Regions from separate parts of the Homo sapiens genome. Here region 2 is linked to region 1. The links are chromatin contacts, found by Hi-C or POLR2A ChIA-PET in ENCODE. All regions are on one chromosome and are shown on one strand. Each heading gives the region's core, a stretch centred on a gene start or an enhancer-like site at or near the end of the contact. The rest is flanking DNA. Distances are from core to core; before and after follow the strand shown. Region 1 overlaps PITPNM3 (PITPNM family member 3). Region 2 has its middle 18 kb from the start of PITPNM3.

Region 1 (4,987 bases), core at 2,330-4,829:
CATACGTGTTCCACCCAGAGAGAGATACGGATGTGGCAGGCAGCATGGGAGAGCTTGGGAGAGGCAAAGAGAACTACAAGGACCAAGAGAGACACAGACCCATAGAAAGGGGTCCAGAGAGCTCAGATCTGAGTGAGTCAGGGCCAGATGTAAAGCGTGAGAGAAGCACGGTGAGACTCTGGTAGAGAAGGACATATTTGATCGGAAACAGACAAAAGCCCAAAAGCCAAAGATGGAGCAGGGTTATACTGGTGATTAGGAAAAAGAGGAAAGTGGCCTGGGCCATGCAGGAGTAGGCATGCTCAGACCTCCAGAGCCCTGGGAGACCCCACAGGGTTCCAGTAGCCTTGCATAAACCACTGGGACAGGACTTATGGCACTGTAGAAGAAAGCTAGGATGTGCTGAGTGCCTGCTGCATACCTGGCTCTCTTAGCTTATGTCAGAGGTATTTCTATCATGTTTTTCACAAAACTGGATTCCAGCAGGAGGGAGGTTGTGTCTCACCCTGCACACAGTAGGTGCTCAGGAATCTATTCACCGTAGATTGAATGCTAGAATGAACAAATGGATAGCTCCATGCTTGAGTAACTGAACCAGGAGACAAAGAACTCAAGGTGGTAATTGGGCTGATCCTGATTACCTCACTCTACAGCTGGGGTAGAATGTCATAGGGGCCAACAACAGCAGGAGTGGAACCAAGAGTGAGTGTGGGGCATAACACCCATGCTCCTACTGGTGGTGGTGGTGCTGGTGATGATGATACCATCATGCAATGGCATCTCAGCCTGTGCTTTTACTGTGTGTGGGGCACTCTTACAAACACCTTTACCTGCATCTTCTCACTTAATGCTCACAACAATCCAATGACAGAGGCCCTACGATGATATCACTTTTAGATGAGGAAACTGCAGTTGTATTGCTAGCAGATGGTGGGTCCAGGATTGAAAAAAATCAATCTAACATGAGAATTGAGCTCTTAACCTCTTCATAATTCTGCTTCCCGAAGAATAATATCACCTCATATTTGTTTACAGCACCTTGACTTGCGTCGTATTTTCAAATTTGCTATATTATTTGTCCCCACAGCAGCTTGCTAGACAGAGCTATAGACCCTGAGTCGTTATTGTTGTTTAAAAGATAGGAAAGCAGACACAGTGGTGGAGGGTGTGGAAAAGCACAAAGCTCACATGCAGCAGGATCTGCACTGGAACCTGGTCAGGGCCCTGCCCAGCACAGAATAAACCAGTTCCCAGATGGAACACACTGGGCTCAGGAAATTGTCCGAATGTGTGTGGTGCCTGGCTGGAGTGTGGGCAGCCAATACAGGATGTCCAGGGCAGGCTATCAGGATGGCAGGATTTCAGGACTCTTGAAATAGTATACCTGGTTTTAAATCCTGGCTCTAGCCAGTGACCTTGGGCAAGAATTACTCAGCTACTCTGTGCCTCAGTTTCCTTGTCTATAAAATGGAGATAATAACAATTTTACCTTTTTTGTATTGTTTTGAGAATCGAGTTAATATTTGTAAAGCACTTATAATAATCTCAGTGTATGGTAACGGTTAGATAAGTGTTGTTAAGTCAATCAAATAGATACATAAAATAAGACAGGAGGAGATGTCCTAACCAGAATTGGGGGTCTGGTCAACTGAGCTCTTGAGTGAATCAGAACTCTGGACAGCTCCCAAAGCTTCAGATGCACCATATTGATTCCTTCTGCTAGGTAAAGTTCTTTGGCAGTGAAATGGATCTCAACCCTTTATTCTTAATTATCATAAGCTTGGAGATTGTCCTCAACACCCTTTGATGTCTGTTCTGCGAGGGAGGGCACAAAGCTCTTCACCAGAAAGGCACATCTGTTTTTCGGCAAAGTATGGGGAGGAGAGCACACATGCCTAAGGGTTTGTCTTTGAAGAAATGTCCCTTTGTAGGATGAGGGATGGTACCAGATGTGTGTATCTGATGTGTGGGACCCAGGGCCTTGTATTCAGCGTGGTTATGGAATATAGCCCCACTGATTTCTCCCAGAAGACTCACTATGCTCAGACAAGGAAAGAACAAGGATAGAGACAGGGTTGAGGGGAGGAGTGGGAGAGAATGGAGGAATTAAGAGGGTCATAAAGTTCAGATGGGGGCTAAAGGTTCCATACAAGTCAAAGCTTCCTTAGAACCGGAAGGTTTCTTCTCCTCCAGTTACTCCAGAGCTGCTTCTGCAGCACACAAATCCTCATCCACTCAACTCCTGGTGGTGAGTTACTTCTCATGTGATGACATCATCATGATTGCTCTCATCTATGAGCACCTCCTCTGCACTAAGACCTTTACATCCATTATCTCATTTAATCCTCACAACACCTCTGTGGCCAGATCCATTTTAGTGATGGGAAAATCGAGGGTCAGAGAAGTCAGTAATTTAAAGAAAAACTGCTTGCAAATGACAAGGTTTTGCTCTTTCTTCCCAAACACACTGACTTTCAAGAGATACTGCCATCAGTGCTAGGAATGGTACTTTCTATGGGGTTTCAGGCTTTTTGTTACTTTCTTTTGCTGTTGCACGTGGAGGCCCAGTAGGGTACAACAGTACCTTCTTTCAATGATAAATCTCTGCAAGTCTTGTAACTGTCTAGCTACAGACACCTTCAAGAGTTGAGGTGTACCTCAACTCAAGGAAGAAATAGGACAAGAGAAAATGTCCCTCAGACATAAGCTCCTGATAGGGCTACCTATCCCTAGCTGCACCTGCTTCTGCTCACCGCTGCTTCTTCCCACAGAGGAGATGGCTGAAGGGAAGAATGCCATCCTCATTGGGATGAGCCAGTGGAACTCCAATGACCTCGTGGAGCAGATCGAGACCATGGGGAAACTGGACGAGCATCAAGGTGAGACTCTGCTTCTCTCATGACCAGGATGTGCACATAGGTGTGTTGCAGGGGGGGCTGTAGGGCTGGTGACTGGGGCTGGGGCTTGGGCCTTCTGTGAAGAGTCTATCTGCCTTGGTTCCTCCTTCATAGCATCCCTGAATTTTGCCACTTACAGGAACTCTCATGGGGACTTCTGTGGGGTTTTCTGTGGCATAAAAGCTCCAGCCTACTTCAACAGAGCTTCCTTTGTCCACAGAATGACTACCCCAGTGGCACGGGTGGTTAATGGCAGGTGCCTGGGTCCAAGCTCCTTGGACTGCCAGGTCTTTGGTATTGGAATCTGCTGAATAAGGAGGGTGACAGTTGGAGGAGCCTTTGAGCAGGACAGGAGCTGAGGTCTAAGGGGAGAGAGAAGGACAGCAGTGAGAATCAGGATTTCCTTTGGTGGAGTTGTTGAAGAAGGAGTATATGGCTGGGGATTAATCCAGGAGGCTTTCTATGGAGAAGAGTTTTGACCAGGAGTTTGATCAGCCTACAAAGCAGGCTGATTCTTTTTGGCATCCATCTATCCATCTGTTTGGCTATTGTTCATCACTAACAGGCTCATTGAGCACCTACTGTGTATAAGTGCTTGGCAGGAGCAACCAAAGGTGATTCATCTGAGGCCTCTGTCTTGTGATGTGTGACACGTATAAGTCAAGATATGTGGATCAGGCTTAAGCTGAGGGTGTTAGCTCAGAAGGGAGAGGCATGACTTTCAGGAGGCAGGAGAGGGGATCCAGGAAGGGCTCCTGACAGTGAAGCAATGGGGCAAGGCTTTAAAATTCAAACGGACAACGTGGCTGAAGATGTCGTAAAATCTGAGCTCACATATGGGAAACTGAGCTCAGAGATCTTCAGCTGAGGGCTGTATTTGATTAATGTTACAATGGAGTGAGAAGCAGAGCCAGGGCTAGACCCACATCTGGGATGCAGGGTGCTAACCTCTGTACCTGTTACCCTCAAGTTGGTTTCTTCCATCCCTCCTTCCCCACCCCACATACCACTCCTCCTACTTTATTTCTTCTTCATCTTCTCTTCTCCTTCCTCTATTGCTCCTGTCATTCGCAGTCGTGCTCTGGCCCAGAGTTGCCGAGTGGGCAAGGCCATGCTCTCAGGAGGCATTCAGTGAGATGGTCCTGGCCCAGCCCACGGGAACGGCTGCCTTGGTAGTGACCATCTTGCCCTGTTCCTGTTCCTTTTCTCATCCCCATCCTTGCCTCCTTGGTTCAGAGCTCTCCTTTTGCCAAAGCACTCATCCTGAGAAATGGGCAGGCCTGGTGTGGTCATCCCATCTAACCAACAAAGAACCCAGGCTCAGAGGAGCCACGTCTTGCCCAAAGTCCCCCAAGCTGGTGGCAACATCAGGCTCAGATTCCTGGTCTTCTGATTCCCAGTCCAGGGCTTCACCTCCCGGACTGGACTAAGGCTTGGCACAGTTCTGGGCCCCAACAAAGTCAGGCTCAAGGAACCATGAGTCTGAAAGGAAAGGCACCCTGTACCACTGTCCCATCCACGAGAAGGGGGGGCTCTGACTCTGGCCCCCAAGGGCAATCCAGAGACAACTTACCAGTCGTCATAGCCATGTATCTGCCAGTGGGTCCTTTGCTGCTCTTTCCTTCATCCCAAGAACCCCAGAGGGGGCCTAGAAGGGGTCATGGATTCTAGGTCCTGCCCCACAATAGTGCTTGTAGCCTTGAAAAGACAAATATGGATTTGTACCATCCATTTGGCCATCCCCTTCCCATCCCCCATCCCCACTTGTCTGCTAAAGAATGTATGACTCAGACCCAGTGAGAGCTAAGGGCAGTCGGTCAGGTGAGCAAGAGGCAGAGTGAGCTGGGAGGGCACTGGAGGGCAGGGGACGAGGAAGCACAGCGGGAGGTCCAGGACAGAGGCAGAAGCTGCAGTGCTGGAGTCAGAGAGGCCTGGGTTTGAACTTCAGCCATGCCACTCCATGGCTGTGTGGTCAGGAAAAGTCACATCACCTCCCTGGTCTTCTGTTTCTTCATCTGCAGAGTGGAGGACTAGTAAAAAAGCTGTGATGATTAAATGAGATGATATTTGCAAAGTGCATTCGATAGCAG
Region 2 (5,259 bases), core at 755-3,254, 51 kb before region 1:
ACGGGATTTCTGTCTGTTTCTGTGCTTACCTCTAGTCTGTTTAGCTCCTTGAGGGCAGGGACCCTGCCTAGCTTGTAGTTGGTGCTCAGTAAATTCTTCTGAATTAATGAAAGGTGAAGGGCAGGCTGATTGACTTTATACGGGGGGGTCTGTCACATCTCATATAGTCCACAGAAATCTATGATGTCCTTTTGTGACCCCGAGATAGAATGCCATTTGAGAACTATAATTCCATCTTGGAGGTACTGCTGCCATTGCAATTCCAGCTCAGATGGCAAGAACTTGCTTCCTTCCTCCTAGAGCAGGGCATGGGCCTCAGCCTCATGCTGCTCCTGACCTTGAGCGAGCCTTGGTCAGGGTGCTCCTGGGGACTAAGCTGGGGCGGCCCAGGGACTGGAGAAGAAGACAGAAGGATGTGCATGGGAGCCCCTTGCCTCTTGTGTTCTGTTACTATTTCAGCACTGTGGTCCCTTCTCCCTCTGCCCGCCGGAGCTGGGGTTTGGAGGAGAGATGGTGAGGAGAGAAGCGCTTTCCTCACTCCACTTCCTCCCTGGGCTCACGGTTCCTGCTTTCCTGAAGGTGGTCCGAGTGTGTTTGTGTGTGTGTGTGTTGGGGGAGTGGGGGAGGTGGAGGCATGAACTGCACTGTGGCCAGTGGGTCTGAAAGGCAGAAGGAAGGGCCTGAGGGAAGCCCCAGGGCCAACAGCAAGAGGAAGGGTCCAAGTCAGAAAGTCCCCTGTGCTCTCTGTGACAGTGTAGGTTTCCATCACGCTTCTGTGTTTCTGAGAGGAGCTCTCTTTATTTTAGCAACGTGAGACAGTAGTGAGAATTCCCTGCAGAGCCTGTAAATTCAGGGGTGTCCACATCATCATGGGCTTATGATCACCACAGAAGTGACCTTTGGGAGGGGCCAGCCTGTGAAAGGGCTCCTGGTTCTCTGGGCTCTTGAAGAGCAGCAGAAGGGCAGTGGCCTTGCCCCACTGAGCTCCATTAGTTCAGGAGCCGAGATCTCAGATCTGTTTCCACACTGGCATGTTGACTGAGTCCAATAACGTGGGCCTGGATTGGAGGGGCTTCCACCTGACATCCTGTGTACTTCCTATCAGTCCTCAGTAAGGGCCCCAGGAAATCCCAGATAGGGACCCTGGGCTGGTTGTCAGGCCCAAGTGAACTCAGGCAACAGACCCAGCAGGATCATTCCCCGACCTGGAGTGCACAGCTGGCTTCCGGAGTCAGGGCTCCCCTCCCGGTTCAGCTCCAGTGCTGGGTTCCCCTCTTGCCAGCCTGTCCAGGACCTTGCTCCACCTTCCCCAGTCTTCTCCCCAAGCCTGCACCTGCCTTCCCAGATGACCCCTTTATCCTTTATTTGCTGCTTTCCCTAGAGTCCCCTTGGCTGTTCTTGACCTCATATACCTGGAAATCCTTTCCTTGAACCAGACCTGCAGGCTTTTACTATTTTCCCTGGCTCGCTTTCCATCCATCCAACTGGACTTCTGCCTGTGGCCTGGAGTTAGGTCCATCCGTTCCCACCACTAAGGCTGCCTTCCAGCCCCCCACCTTGTCACAGCTGGCTACTCCCCTTGAGGAGTCCAAGCCACTCGCATGTGCTGTCCTCTCTCTCCCTGGTGGTGTCATTCCCCATGACACTCTGGGTCTCATAGTTTTATCTCTCCCTCCACTCATTCCAACACCTCAAAATCCTTTCTGGAGAACCTTCAAAGGTCTTACCCAGTCGTTTCTGGGGCACTTTTACCCCAAAGAGCACCCTTAAATACTATCTCAGCTGAGACCCCGTCCACCTCCATGTCCTCTAAAACCCCTTCTGGTCACTGCTGTCCCTTTGCTTTCACTGCAGCCCTCCACCCCGTCCCCTTTTACCCTCCCGACTGGGGATCTCTCCTCTTGTGTTGCTCTGCGGCCTCCTCCACCCCCACACTTCCTCTCTGCCTGCCCCGCTGAACTTAGTCATGCGTTTCCCTTCTGGTCGGCTTGGCTCCCCAGAATCTCCCACCCACACATCGTTCCTCTGTCTTCACTGTGGGTCTTGGTGAGGTCAGCCTAAGGCCTCTCACTCCTGGCCTGCAGAGCCCTGCAGAAGGTCACCGTGCCTGTGTCCCGGAAGCCCACAGCACATTCCTGCCACCTGCCACAGGGAGGCCCTCAGTGCTCCGAGATAGCTCTATCCATGCCTGGCAAGTCTTGTGGACTGGGGAGAATTCTAGGGAGACTTCCGGCTCTGAAATGCCGCGATCACGAGGGGCAGGAGCATTCAGATCCCAGACATGTCGGCTCTGCCATCTGCCCTGCAGCCCCAGTGGTCCCTAAGCCTGAGCTGAATTTGACCGAGGAAGCCCTCAGCGGACACTGATTTCTCGAGTGCATACAGGAAGCAGGGAGTCCAGGGAGCCGTGGAGATCAAACTGGCCACCAAACTTGTGCAGCCACCGTCCTGTGTGGCCCTAAAGACCTCCCGGGGGAGAGTGGCATCTCCAGGGCCAGGCTCAATAAGAGATTTGGCTTTTCTTAACCATAATTAGCCAACACATTGCTTCTGGAGAGTTACTAGAGGTCAAAAAAGTTCCCTGAATGCTTTGAACAACAGCTCACGTATTAGCTGGCACTTTACAATTTATAAAATGCATTTACATATATTCTTTCCTTACATCACTATAACCACTCCTGTTTTGTATACCAACAGTAGTTCAGCTCATTAAGAATTCGAGCCACAAGTTAAATTCCTGTGTGATTTTCATGCCTTGGTTTCCTAATAGGTGAAATGGGGATGAAAAAATAGCACCCACCCAAGGTTTTTGTGAGGATTAAGGGAAATGCCCATGAAACCACTTAGAATAACGCTGAGCAGACAGTAAGTGCTCAATAAATGTTACCTATTAGACTCCCCACTGAGAACCTCGTAAGAGGGAACCTTTCAGCTTGTCGCGCAGGCTTGGTTCCGAAGTGTGTCCCTGGCCTCCTTCCACCCATTGCACTCTCTCTCCTGCTCACAATCCTGTGTCTTTCCTTGCCTCACCTGTCACACTAGACACTCGGCAACACTTTTCCTGGCCTGGCCTTTGGCTGCTCTGAGTCACATACACATCTGGCTTCCCCCTCCAGCTGGTCCGCCTGGGCTGCCTCAGTGGACGCCCTTGCTCTAGGGCTTCCGGTGCCACCAGAAGTTTCTAAACTGGACCGCGTCCTTATGGGGTAGTTGAAGTATTAGCCCCATTTTACAGACGAAGAAACTGAGGTTTGTAGAAATTAAGGGGCTTGCTCCGTGTCATGCAGACATGGGGACAGGGCCAGAACTCAACCTGGGTCCTCTGACTTCAAGTCTAGTAGCCTTTCCATTCTGCCACACAGTTTGATCTTTCTCCCAAGTAGATGATTTTTAGATGGCTTAGGAAATCTTAGCAGATGTCAAACATAAGGGCAGTCTCCATTTTTTAAAAAATCAGCAAATATTTTCTATGGTCCCGCTCTTCGCCAGGCACAGTGGTGCTTAGTTCTGGGCATATAAAGAGGACTGAGATGTCTTGCTTCATTTTCTTTTTCTTTTCTTTTCTTTTCTTTTCTTTTTTTTTTTTTTTTTTTTTTTTGAGACAGTCTCGCTCTGTCCTCCAGGCTGGAGTGCAATGGCACAATCTCAGCTCACTGCAACCTCCGCCTCCTGGTTTCAAGTGATTCTCCTGCCTCTGCCTCCCACGTAGCTGGGATTACAGGCGCCTACTATGCCCTTGCTTCACTTTCTAACATGGCCCAGCACAGTGACCAGGTCAGAGCTGAGCTGCAGCCTCAGTTTCTAGCCACTCCATCAGGGTCTGCTTTCCTGAGCCCCTACACTCCTGCTGGGGCTGGAAACCCCGCCCACAGAGTAGCGATCACCCCACTGCTTGGGTGCTATGTCCTAGGTGCTTTATTTATATCACCTCATCTGAATCTCACACTAGCATTGAAATACAGAGTATCATCCCATTTTACAGATGAAACAGAAACCAAGCAAAGTGCAGATTTTCCCATCTGGAAAGTGGTTGTCACCGGGTCTCGTTATGGATTTGATATTCTTCCCAGCATACTGTAGTGCTGCTCCCTGGACCCTGGCATCCAGCCTGCCGCTGGCCAGGCCCCCGTCTCAGAGTCTTCTGCCAGGAGCTGGGGCTCTGCTCTGAAGGCACAAGTCAGGCAGCGGCCGCATGCTGTGCTGTGGTCTCACCTGTGGCCTTGCCCGCCTGTGCCAGCTGACTGTGAATTGGATGTGCCAGTACCAGCCCTAGCCTGGGCTGTCTCTGGGCCGGCTGTGCCCATGCAGTGCTGTTCCCCAGGTGACTTTCTGCTGCACCCAGGCCAGCCTCCACAAAGCCAGCATCCCCCGCGCTCCTGTCTAGTTTCCTCACCTGCCTCCCAAAGGCAGCATTCTCAGGCAGCCTCTCCCCACATGGTGGCAAAAATGGGCCCAGCAGCCTCAGCCTGATGTTCTCTCTATTTAGCAATCACAGCAGAAAAGAAGAGCCCGTGATCCCCAAGAGAGCAAGCCAATGCCCCTGGGTTACTGGTCTCTGCCTCTGATTGGCCCACCTTGAGTAACAAGCCCATCTCCCGTCGAATCCCTATGCTCTGATTGGTCAAATGGGAGTCATATGTCCACCCCCGGAAAAGGGGATGGATCAGCATCATCTCAGCTACAGGGACTGAACGTGGGGCAGGCAGCTCCTCCGAGGAAGATGGGGGCCCTGTTACCTGAAGCGGAGGGAGTTGACACTGGACAGGCACAAACTGCCACTGCACATATAAAAAGCAGCGCGCCTGGTCATAGACAGTTTTCAATTTGCATTACCATTCATGTAAGGTTCACTACATACTACAGAAATGCAAAGAGAGGCCGGGCGTGGTGGCTCATGCCTGTCATCTCCGCACTTTGGGAGGCCGAGGCGGATGGATTACTTGAGGTCAGGAGTTCGAGACCAGCCTGGCCAACATGGTGAAACCCCGTCTCTACTAAAAATACAAAAATTAGCCTGGCATGGTGGTGCACGCCTGTAGTCCCAGCTACTCAGGAGACTGAGGCAGGAGAATCACTTGAATCTGGGAGGCGGAGCTTGCAGTGAGTCTAGATCATGCCACTGCACTCCAGCCTGTGTGACAGAGTGAGACTCTGTCTCAAAAAAAAAAAAAAAAAAAAAGAAAAAAGAAAAAGAAAAAAAGAAAAAAGAAACACAAAGAGAGTTTAGACACAGACCTTTTCAAAGCAGAATAAAAACAA

The links. Hi-C counts contacts between places; a loop is a spot of excess contacts on that map. ChIA-PET counts read pairs that join two places held with the same protein, here RNA polymerase II (POLR2A).
Region 2: a map of CD4-positive, alpha-beta T cell shows a loop between it and region 1 (5-fold over the local background). The contact joins two enhancer-like sites. A Hi-C loop is called at or near these places in 1 of 168 maps with a recorded cell type or tissue (CD4-positive, alpha-beta T cell). POLR2A ChIA-PET finds 5 or more read pairs at or near these places in 9 of 52 experiments (BJ, H1, HCT116 and 6 more).

The regions. Positions count from the first base shown.
Region 1 is chr17:6,523,248-6,528,234 of GRCh38, reverse strand. PITPNM3 (PITPNM family member 3) reads left to right here. Exons shown (of 20, transcript NM_031220.4): 3 at 2,772-2,879. Among named protein-coding and RNA genes, the nearest start is that of PITPNM3, 31 kb to the left of the region's middle. Within about 2 kb of position 3,579, at least 3 of the 41 ENCODE cell types and tissues checked have a DNase peak (open chromatin) inside an H3K27ac peak, as active enhancers do.
Region 2 is chr17:6,572,161-6,577,419 of GRCh38, reverse strand. No RefSeq gene overlaps it. Among named protein-coding and RNA genes, the nearest start is that of PITPNM3, 18 kb to the right of the region's middle. Within about 2 kb of position 2,004, at least 11 of the 41 ENCODE cell types and tissues checked have a DNase peak (open chromatin) inside an H3K27ac peak, as active enhancers do.